Regions from separate parts of the Homo sapiens genome. Here regions 2 and 3 are each linked to region 1. The links are chromatin contacts, found by Hi-C or POLR2A ChIA-PET in ENCODE. All regions are on one chromosome and are shown on one strand. The core of a region is the stretch at or near the end of the contact, and the rest is flanking DNA. Distances in the headings are between cores, read along the strand shown. Region 1 holds the start of TMEM255A (transmembrane protein 255A). Region 2 has its middle 120 kb from the start of CT47B1. Region 3 holds the start of MCTS1 (MCTS1 re-initiation and release factor).

Region 1 (3,580 bases), core at 759-3,258:
ACCAACCAGCCCACTCCCCGAAGGCAGACGGGCCCGGGGCGCTGTGGCTTGATTTGCAGGTGGTTAGGTGGTTGTCGTCCGCAGCGGGAATGGACGCTGCGGAACCCCAGCACTCTTCCACTCTGCCCTCCCTCGCGAAGCGCAACAGCTTGGCGTCGGGGAGCCAGGGCTGCGTTGTTGGCGCCACAGCTGGCCAAGGTAAGCAGTGCATTCCCACCTCTCTGTCTCTCTCTCTCTCGCTCTCGCTGTCGCTCTCTCTCGCTCTCGCGCTCTCTCTCTCTCCCTCTCCCTCTGTATGTGTGTGCGCGTGGTGTGTGTGTTGGAGAAAGAGTGCGCGCGCGCGAGCTGGGAGTAAGGGGGAGTCTGGTACTGCTGGGCTCGGGATTCGGACCAAGTCCTTGGCCTCATTTGTACCCCGTTGTAAATAACTACGCCCTTAAAAATGAAAAAGCAAATTCTTATACTGAATATGCAAAACCATTGAGGATACGGATCTTTCCACCATCCAGGAGATAACACTTTCTGGGGCCCCTCCGGTGAACGAGTTTTGTTGACACTGAGTCTTCTGCGGGCAGTAGGGAGATTATATAGGGGGTTCGATCTTCTCCCTGCCCCCTCCACTCGAGATGTTCCCGCAAATTCATCGGAGAAGACCTGAGCAGACTGATGGCAGGAACTGCGGGACAGAGGGATTTTGCAGAATGTAAAGTATGTTGGAAAGAGAGAATTCGATTTGATTGAAGTGTATCCGAGGCGAATTTTAAAAGATTAGGTGGGATCATGATTTTACAATCCCCTCCCGCTCTCCAGGGCTCCAAATTAATTTCTCCGCCCAGTGAAATCACAGGGCTTGGGAAGGTGCCTAACAGCTGAGGGGGACTGGGTTTGTTTTTTTTTGTAACTACCAAAAAGCAGCTTCGAGGGGCAGCCAAGTTGGTGCCCGAAGGTAGCTGTCCCCCAGTTTCTATAAGGAAAGGAGTCGAAGGGTGCCCCTCCCCCTCCATTCCGCCCTGCGAGGAAAAGCGCGACTTCAGAAGATGCGCGGGCTCGCGCTGGATGTTTCTTTCTCGCGCTCTCACTCCTGCCCCTGACTCCCTTTTCACACTCATGCACATTCCGTGCATTTGGAGCAGAGTAACAATCAAATTCAAAGAATGTTGATCCCGCCGCTGCAGAGGGCAGGGCTGGGCTGTCTTGAGTGATTCCTCAGGAATTCCCCTCCCCTCATCCCCCCCTTTCTTCTCACCCCCGCCCATCCCCCAGAGTTGCGCAACCCGCCCCCCCCCCCCAATCAGCGAGGTGCAAGTCAGGCCCCCACCCAACTGCATCTCTAAATTTCAGGGCAGCTTCAAGAGAGTTGGGAGGGGGCGAGGACCCTGCTTCTAATTGTCGTTAGTCGTGAGCTCTTAGAAGTGACCAGGACTTTGCAAAGAGGGAGTGTCGAATGGAAAGCGAAGGCGCAGGTTGCAGGGAAGTGTTTTGATCCTCAGATTGCTGGGATTTACCACCGACTGCAAGTCTGTAGACACACGCACACAAACAGGCACACACCCGCACTCCGGGGCAGAGATACTCCGACGCAAGCTTGGCGCTCCGATCTCCGCACGTCGCTCCCGCTGCAGCCAGGCCGCTCCCCTGGGACTCTGGTCCACCACCCAGACGCTGGGGCGCGAAGACCACCCCATCCATGCCCCGTTTCCCGCTCTCCGGCTTTTGGGGCAGCTGGGGCGTTCACAGTCCAGAGGCCAGGGCACTCAACCCCTGCTGCCGCCGCCCGAAGGAAGGGCCGCTAGACTTACCCATGGAATCGGGCAGGGACATGTCGCTGGACCGCTGCTGAGTCAGGGACTGATGCATGGTGAAAACTGCCCGGTTGCCCCAGTCCCCGAAGCTGCTTCAAGCGCCCCCGGCTCTGGGCGCCCCGCAGAGCATCCTACTCCGCGGTTGCCTCTCTCGGTCCTTCCGAGAGCTGAGAGACACTGCCTCTGGTTGCGAGCTGCAGCCCAAGTGCCGCCTCCCCCTCCCTTCCACTCTTCTCCCTCCCTCCTCTTCTGCCTCCCTCTGCTCTGGGAGGCAGCAGCATTGGCGGTCCGTGCAGCCGCGTGCGCTTGCGCAAGACCCCCCCCCTCCTCCCTCCCCCTCAGTCTCCCCATCCTAGTTATCCACCTCCCAGCCTTCCAAGCCAGACAGGGAGCAGTTTTAGCCCCTTGGGGCCAGGGCTGCGCAGAGAAAGAGGGGGAGGCTTCAGTATGAAGCCAACCAACCTTCTCTATAGTTGGACAGGGTCTTGGGTAATTATCCTGTTCTAGGATTTATAACTGGGGAGGGGGTCAGAGTCAGAGGTTCAGAGCTGAGGAACACACACACACACACACACACACACACACACACTTGAGCAGGTCTGGTCTTAGTGCTTCCAGAATGACATAATGGAGCTGGAGATGATCCAGAGAAGGGCCACTCTATAATCAAAGGGATGGTGTGTGTGGGGCGGGGGGAGGGTGGTGGCTGACATATGAAGATAGATTAAACAAACGCAGACTCTTTAGTCTAGAACGATGAAGGCTGGGAAGTGATGTGACCAGAGTGTATAAAATTATGCAGAGACGGAGAGAAGGAGCACAGCCTTATTCACCAGACCTGAGAATTCTAGAACCAACAGCCCCCAATCTTTAGCTAGAAAATTCAGCTAAAGTATAACTCTGCACCAGAACCCCAGTTTGTACTGTTCAAGTGCTTTTATAACAAGGATCTCATTTTATCATCATAGCAGCCATGCAAGGGAGGAAGAGGAGTTATCAATAACCCCATTATGCAGAGGAGGAAACTGAATCTCAGAGAAGGGAAGAAAATATCCTGTGCCCACTCAGCTAGTAAGTGGCAGAAGTGAGAGCTAGAACCTAGATCTGTTGGACTCCAAGGTGAGTGTTCTTGCTATGGCGACTGAAAAGAACTATTATTCTCTATAGCAAATGGAAAACCTAAGGAATTCATTAGCTCCAAAAGATGCAGCAAGATGAAAATGCAAGTAGCTTTGGAAAGAGTGAAAGTAAAGTCATGGCTGACAGATCCACTGTGGATTACTAAGGGAAACTGGGGATGAGGTGGGAATGTCATTGATCTTGGAAGACAGCCAAATCCTTCTCGAACCTATCCTTTTGGACCCCATTAGGATATTGGGCTTGAAGCACCTTGTGGTTGGACCAAAAGGTGGTTTGAATGTTCTCAAAACAACTGCAGATCAGGATGAGGCCTCCTTGGAGTGCCCCCAAGACATCTATCTGGTGGCCAGGGGAGGTGGAGGGTGAGGAAGCGGGTAACAGTGGACTCCACCTCCCTCTGGGAACAGCCCTGGAAGCCTAACATAGCTAAGAGAATATACCTATTTGGAGGTGCCCATACTGTCCCATTGAGGAGCTCCCAGGCTCTGCTTGCCAGGTCTCCTTCCAACCACCTCCTTCTGATGGTTGCTGCAATCCTTTCTCCATGTTCCCCGAAAAACCCAAACCAAATCAAGTATAAAACTATTCTAAGAGTCAATGGGATGAAGAAGAGTACTTGGCTCTTTCCAGATCTGCCT
Region 2 (3,580 bases), core at 418-2,917, 440 kb after region 1:
TTTCACCAGCAGGTGTTTGGCACGTCTAAACACTTGTTTAAAACCCTGTTAAAAACATAGGCAAAGCAGAGGCTCCATACAGTGGCTAAAGATGTTTACCACATGGATGGCACACCTGAGAAGTGCCTACCTGAGCAGTGCCCTTTTCAGATGATCTTCTCCTAACTTCCCACCTCCCTCTCCCTAAATTAAAACCTTTGCATCCAGTGTACTGTCTCTGTACGGTTCTTCTCTGTGTCAGGGCTAGAGCACCAATGAGTTAGTCATGCAGTTGCATAATTATGCAGTGTTATCAATCTCTTGTAAGTTTGGTGAATGGGAGTCGTCAAGAAGATCCCACCTCGCACCTGTGTGGGCTGGCAAAATACGGTTTTTCACCTCTAAAATGGAAAGCCAGCTCCTGGACCTAAGTCGGCCCCAGGAAAGCACTGCTATTTGTAGACACTGCCTCTCTGTCTTACCTCTTAATCATAGCACACTGAATACTGCCTCACAACACCGCTAGCTGTCCCTTTTGGTTTTTTCCCCTTGATGATGGTTGGAACCTAATTTCACCTAGATTCTTTCATTTAACAAATAATTATTGAGCTAAGAAGGGTAATCCCAGAGATGGCTGTTATTAAGAAGAGCTATTTGACTTTTTAAACCAGGAGTTAACGCTGGCTATACCTTAGGATTACCTATATAGCTTCGAAGAAAGATTCCTGGGTCCTACTCTTGGAGATTCTGAATTATCTGGTATGAATAGATTTAAAAAGCCCTCTGCCCAGATGATTCTAATGTATAGTCAGGGTTGAAGGCCACTTCTTTATTTAAAAAAAGACACACACACACATTTTTTTTTTCTAAACATTATGCCGTAAGGGTAAGGCCGTTACTTTAAACTAGGTGAATTCACTTATTCCACAAATAGTGAGTGCTTATCATGTACCAGGCATTGTTATACGCCCTGGGAATACATCCATGAACAAAAGAGACAAATATCCCTACCATCATGGAGTACGATGTTTTAATGGGAAAGACAGACAATAAGGTAATAAGATATGTGTTATGTTAAATGACGATAAGTACAATGAAGAAAAAGAAAGTAAGGAAGGGAGATTGAGAATGCCAGAAGTGATGTGTGATCGAATTTGAATTAGGGTGGTCAAAGAAAGTTTCACAGAGAAAGGGACAATGAGGAAAACCTGTAAAAGGTTTCTGGTGTCAGCCATGCAAAAATCTGGAGAAAGAGATTCTTGGCAGAGGTCACAGCCAGAACAAAGATCTTGATTCAGGAGTGCGTTTGGTGTGTTCTAGGAAAAGAAGTCTAGTGTGGCTGGAGGGAAGTGAGTGAGGGGAAGAGAGGTAGAAGATGAGGTTAGAGAGTTCATGGGGTTAGTGACACCAGATTAGCAAGTTGCTTAGGGCCTTGTAGGCCATTGTAAGGATTAGGACTTTTAATTTGAGTGAGACAAAAAGACATTGGATGGGTTTAAGCAGAGGAGTGGTGTGATCTGAATTAAAAGGGATCACACTGGCTGTTGTGGGGAGGATAAATTATAGAGTAGCAAGCATGGAAAAAGGGAGGCTATGTCAGGGGTTGGGGAAGTATTATTTGTTTGAGTGTTCTTGAACTCTCCTGTTCTCTCACCTTGTTGGGTTAGGGGGAGGGGTGGGGTGGTTTGTGACCTAGGACTTTGTGCCTTTTGAAAAAGGGAAGTAACTAACACGTGACAGTGTGTGTAACATTTGCAGATGTGGCTTCTCTGGATCAAGAGCCAAACAAACCTGCCATAGCAATTTGAATTTCTTCCTCTTAAGCCTCTTATTCCACTTCAGATCCCCCTCCTGACCTATTCTTTGGGGATTCTTAGATACATTTCCATCCCCCATAGTGACCTAGGTCTCTTATCCAGCTTTATTTCCTGCTTTTGACAGAGGAAAAAGATAGACTTCTGAATTGATGTGAGTGGAGATCTTATTATAGTAGCCACCTATAAAATAGCAGGAGGTAGAGATGTTTAATGTGTAAAATGGTTGTTGTCCTGGAAAAAAATCAATACCATAAATGTGAATTTAATGGGATCCCTCAGGGAATGGGAGTCTGGGCAATGTAACATTTTAGTTAATTGAAAGGTAACCCACTTCTCACCTTTGTTTTTTTCCCTCTTTTCTTTAAATTAGCTCTTGTTTCTGAGTGTGACAATCAAAGTGTTTACTGTGTGCATGTAATGTGCCAGGCACTGTGCTAGGTGTTTTACACACAGAACCTTATGCAATCCCTGTAACAACTGATGATGTAGATGTTTTCTTTATTCCCATTTTAAAGTTGAGGAAACCGAGGCTTGGAGAAATTAAACCGCTCACCTGAGGTGTCTTAGCTGATAAATGCCCAAGCTAGTCTGTCTGATGCTGAGACGCAACCTCAGTGATCAGTGTCTTGCTCATCATGGACTCTATTGTGTTTAATTTCTGGACTTCAGACAGGGCTTTAGCATTATCCTGCTAGCCATCTTGGAAGACTGTTCTAGGTTAGAAATGGAGGCAGAGAGAGAGGGTCAGGAGCCTGGGCTATGTGATGGCAGCCTTGGGAATGGGGTCCATTTACTGTTATTACTTTTTAAAGTAAAAGTTTTAATATCAACCTGTTTTCTTGTTACTAGGTTCTTCTAATGGACTGCAGAAGAGCAGTGTTTAGTTAACTGATAACAGTGTTATGATGTTACTTTAAGCATCGAAGCTCCTTAATTTGGTATGCCCAGTTTTTATTTTTGGTGGGGGACAGGGTGCAAGGAAATCAATCGGAATTAGCTGTAAATCTGAAATCCAGACTGTTTTAAATAAGTGCAGTCTCGTTTCATTTTTTTCAGTCACATTTAGTAACATAATCTAATGCTAACAAAGTGTCAAAGTGAGGCCTATTTTAATAAATACATTAAAAAAGTCATTCACTGTTCTATGCAAATGAGTTCTTTCATAGTTTAAAAATGAGCCTACTCATTTGCTTAACAAAGCTGATTTTCCCAGATCAATGCACAATACCTTGATCTCAGCCCTGGTCTGAATTACTGCAAAATTTGAATGAGAAGTTCTGCGCTAGATAGTTTTTGTCTGCCTCTTCAGGTCCTCACTCCAGTCTTCCCTCCTGCACTCTACCCTGGGAAGCTGACCTGTAGGGATGACATCAAAAGTCTCCCTTTTCTTAGTCAGGCTATGATGGTAAAGGCATCTCCAAATCCTCTTCCTAGCCCTGAGTTACCCTGCCTACACCTTTATAAATAGTCCATTTATTAATATTGACCCTTACCCCTCTCCAAAATAGCCATTTTGAGTGTGCCATCTATTTCCTGCTGGGACACTGATTGATACAGGTTTTGAATTATGTCTATATCTTTATTTCATGTACAGGTCTGAGACTGTATATGAGGGTAATATGACCATAGTTCTAATTTGAATGTACAGAGCACCATACAAGTCCGGTGGTTTACTGGGGAGTGTCTAGGAACACAAAGGAAAAAGGAACAATCACAGACCTGTCCATCAGATTCCTGTGATGTGGGTTTCAATAATCTGAGTATAGATGGATAGATAATGACTG
Region 3 (3,580 bases), core at 557-3,056, 290 kb after region 1:
TAAATGTTGCAGAGTTGATGGATGCTGGGAATGTGGATTCTCACTAAGGATGTTCACAAGAGAGTGTTGTATAAACCAGAATGCCAATTTATTAATTTACAAATGCAAACATAATTGTTCATGCAGATTTGATTGGAACGTAGCTAATTCTTTCCCTGTGGGCAGATCTTCATGGGAAGCCAAATTATAATCAGAATATTGTTCATACCATAGAATTAAGACAAGGTGTTAGTTGGATCATTTAAATGCATAGTACTGTTTGCTATAATTGCTCTAATGGCCCGTCTCCTCAATATGGACTAGAGTATTTACTCCCTGGGGAGACTGGTGTATTTGTTTTGGATGTCAGTGCCTACCCACCCCACCTCCTGCGTAGGGCCTTTTCAGGTTTTTAAATTTTTCCATGATTTCTTGGCTGATCAAAACCCTTGATTAGGCCAGGCACAGTAGCTCATGGCTGTAATCCCAACACTTCGGGAGGCTGAGTTCGGGGAATTGCTCGAGGCCAGGAGTTCAAGATCAGTCTGGGCAACTTAGTGAGACCCTGCCTGTCTCTACAAAAAATTAAAATTCGCCAGGTGTGGTAGTGCATGCCTGTAGTACCAACTACTCCGGAGGCTGAGGCGGGAGGGTCACTTGAGCCTGGGAAGTTGCAACTCCAATGAACCGTGATCATGCCACTGCACTCCAGCCTAGGTGACAGAGTGAGATGCTGTCTCTAAAACAAAAAACAAAGTGAAACTCTTGATTGGCATAATTTTGTTTCTCTATCAGCTTTATTTTTAAAAAAATTACATAAGTAAAACATGTCTCTTTAGCTATTATCTCTTAAATCAGATTACCTTCTGTAATAATTCTATGGGAATTATTCTACGGGAGCACAGTCATTCACGCTTGTAACCCCAGCACTTTGGGATGCCAAGGTGGGAGGACTGCTTGAGCCCAGGACTTTGCAACCAGCCTGAGCAACATAGACCCCGTCTCTACAATAATAATAATAATAATAAAAATAAAAAAATTAACCGGGCATGATGGTGTGTGCCTGTAGTCCATGCTACTTGGGAGGCTGAAGTGGGAAGATCCCTTGAGCCAAGGAGGTAGAGGCTGCAAGTGAGCCATGATAGCACCACCGCATTCAAGCCTGGGCAAGAGTGAGGCCCTGTCTCAATAAAAACCCGCAAAAAACTTTGGGAGCATCGTACGGTTGCCAGTGAATAAGGTTATAAGATAAAAAACAGGATGCTCAATTAAATTCAGCTAAACAAGCGCTGTATATTTTTAGTGTAAGTATATCCAAAATATTAATGAGGTATACTTACACTAAAACAAATATTCATTGTTTACCTGAAATGCAAATTTAAATAGGCATCCTGTATTTTCATTTGCTAAACCTGGCAATCCTACCAGCACTTTAACATGAAGCCATGAGGGTTGCCTGGATTCATGCTGGTAGGTAAGCACCAATCCATTCGGTTGCCTCAGACAGGACAGAAACCATTCCCTCTAAAAAAATCGTTTACTTTGACGATAGGTAGCAACGAAGCACGGAAGAATCTTGACCCTTTGAGGAACCCGTAACTGACGCAAGTGCCATAAATGCTACTTTGATTGATTCTCCGCCCCCTCCATTCTTCTCTTCCTGCAATTGCTCTATCACTTCTTCCCTCTCAAGTCCCGCCCTTTCAGCTACCTCCAACTGCTGAGGAACCGGTTGCCTAAAAGGAGCCGGCAAAAGCGCCTACGTGGAGTCCAGAGGAGCGGAAGTAGTCAGATTTGACTGAGAGCCGTAAAGCGCGGCTGGCTCTCGTTTTCCGGATAACGACTACAGCTCCGACTGTCAGTGCCGGCCTTCCTCGTGTGAGGGGATCTGCCGGACCCCTGCAAATTCAATTTCTTTCCCATTCCGGGCCCTTCCCTATCGTCGCCCCCTTCACCTTGGATCATGTTCAAGAAGTAAGGACATGCTGTGGCCTCCATCGGCTGCTCACAAAGGCGGTGGGGTGGGGGTGGGGAAGAGGGCGAGAGCTAAGATCCTCTTTCTCTCTCCCCCGCCCCTGCCATCCTGACTCCCTAAGGTTTTCTATAGTACTATGCTCTCACTCCCAACTTGAACACTTCTTTAAGCTTTCCATCCGTAGTCCTTAATTGGGTTTCAGTCCCTCCACTCCCATTGTTTTTTCTCCTTACCCCTCTTTCTCTTTTGCCCCCTCCCCCAATTCTGTCTCCATTCCTAGGGTTCTACCAATCACATCCGTGCACTGTGATTTAGAGGCATATTCTCTGTAGCTGAGAGGGGAGCCCTGCGCTCACTGCCATATGTTTATTAGTTATGAACTGAATAAAGGAAGGCTTGACTTCCTGGGTCATGGGAGTGAAGGAGTCTGGGTGACAGGAAGCAAGCGGCCTGTCATGCCTATTGCCTAGCTGCCAGATTAACCTTGCCTTGAAAATAACGATTGCCCCATAGGCTATTCAGTGTAAGGAAGACAAAAATTCCTTGGGAACCTACTAGTGGGTTTGCCTTCCAGATTTGGTAGACGCAAAAAGCAAAGGGGGAACATGGGCAAAGGAAGGTGGGTTTTGTGCATGAAATTTTGAGCAAAAACGAATAGGGATCTTAGAAATCATTATTATCATCACTTAAAAAAAATCTCAGCAGATTACATAGCCTAGCAGGGGCCGATTTTCTATGTTATGCTTGGGTTGGTCTTTTGTATCTCAAGAATTGAGGGTTTTGTTTTCTGATCTCAGGTTTTATTATTGGTGGGAGCCTGTGTTTCTTCCTGGGTAGAATTGAATAAGATTTTCCAGGAAAGGCATTTGTGTAGCTAATTACAGATTATGGTGCAAAGTATGTCTCATATTCCTCCCCCTAACCCCAGCTAATTGCTGTATACTTGACAGTTTATTTCAATATTGTATTAAGACATTGGTTTTGTGCTGGACAGAGTAAAAGGGAGATGGTATTTTTTTTTAAAAGAACAATTTATTTCATAATTAAGTATCTAAATACTTGGTTGGGAATAAATGACTAATTAGAACAGTACCTTTAGGTATTCTGATACCTCTACTTAGAAATGCCTTTTCTTTTCTTGCAAAAATTACTTGGCAGATTTGATGAAAAAGAAAATGTGTCCAACTGCATCCAGTTGAAAACTTCAGTTATTAAGGGTATTAAGAATCAATTGATAGAGCAATTTCCAGGTATTGAACCATGGCTTAATCAAATCATGCCTAAGAAAGATCCTGTCAAAATAGTCCGATGGTAAGTCTTTGTTTTTGTCTGTGTAAAGCTCGGTATAGCTGAATATTTAATGATTAGATTGCACTCATACTAAATGGAATTATTTTCAGATTAACTATTGATAGATTAATAATGGGGTAGACACAGAATAACTCTAAAACTCCAATATTTGTATTTTCAAAGATTTTCTATGTCCCTGAAAAAATGTGGCTTTGTGTATTGATTGTTCTAGTAAAGAGTTAAATGTTTTAGTTCAGAGTTGGATTTAATTTATTTCAGTTTGTTGTTTAGAGAATTGTTTTATTGAATTACCTAACAATGGAATTAATAAAATGT

What was found. Hi-C counts contacts between places; a loop is a spot of excess contacts on that map. ChIA-PET counts read pairs that join two places held with the same protein, here RNA polymerase II (POLR2A). Pooled maps may share reads with other maps.
Region 2: a pooled map shows a loop between it and region 1 (5-fold over the local background). The contact joins the enhancer-like site here to the promoter of TMEM255A in region 1. A Hi-C loop is called at or near these places in 8 of 37 single-sample maps with no recorded cell type and 4 of 50 pooled maps.
Region 3: a loop to region 1 is called in a map with no recorded cell type, with 8 times the contacts of the local background. The contact joins the promoter of MCTS1 here to the promoter of TMEM255A in region 1. A Hi-C loop is called at or near these places in 3 of 37 single-sample maps with no recorded cell type and 3 of 50 pooled maps. POLR2A ChIA-PET finds 5 or more read pairs at or near these places in 1 of 52 experiments (CD4-positive, alpha-beta T cell).

The regions. Positions count from the first base shown.
Region 1 is chrX:120,309,453-120,313,032 of GRCh38, forward strand. It overlaps TMEM255A (transmembrane protein 255A), which reads right to left and starts at 2,009. Exons shown (of 9, transcript NM_001104544.3): 1 at 1,800-2,009. The coding sequence starts at 1,857. RefSeq lists an enhancer at 1-25.
Region 2 is chrX:120,753,609-120,757,188 of GRCh38, forward strand. No RefSeq gene overlaps it. Among named protein-coding and RNA genes, the nearest start is that of CT47B1, 120 kb to the right of the region's middle. RefSeq lists an enhancer at 1,482-1,561. Within about 2 kb of position 1,668, at least 2 of the 41 ENCODE cell types and tissues checked have a DNase peak (open chromatin) inside an H3K27ac peak, as active enhancers do.
Region 3 is chrX:120,602,295-120,605,874 of GRCh38, forward strand. MCTS1 (MCTS1 re-initiation and release factor) reads left to right here and starts at 1,807. Exons shown (of 6, transcript NM_014060.3): 1 at 1,807-1,953; 2 at 3,113-3,265. The coding sequence starts at 1,943.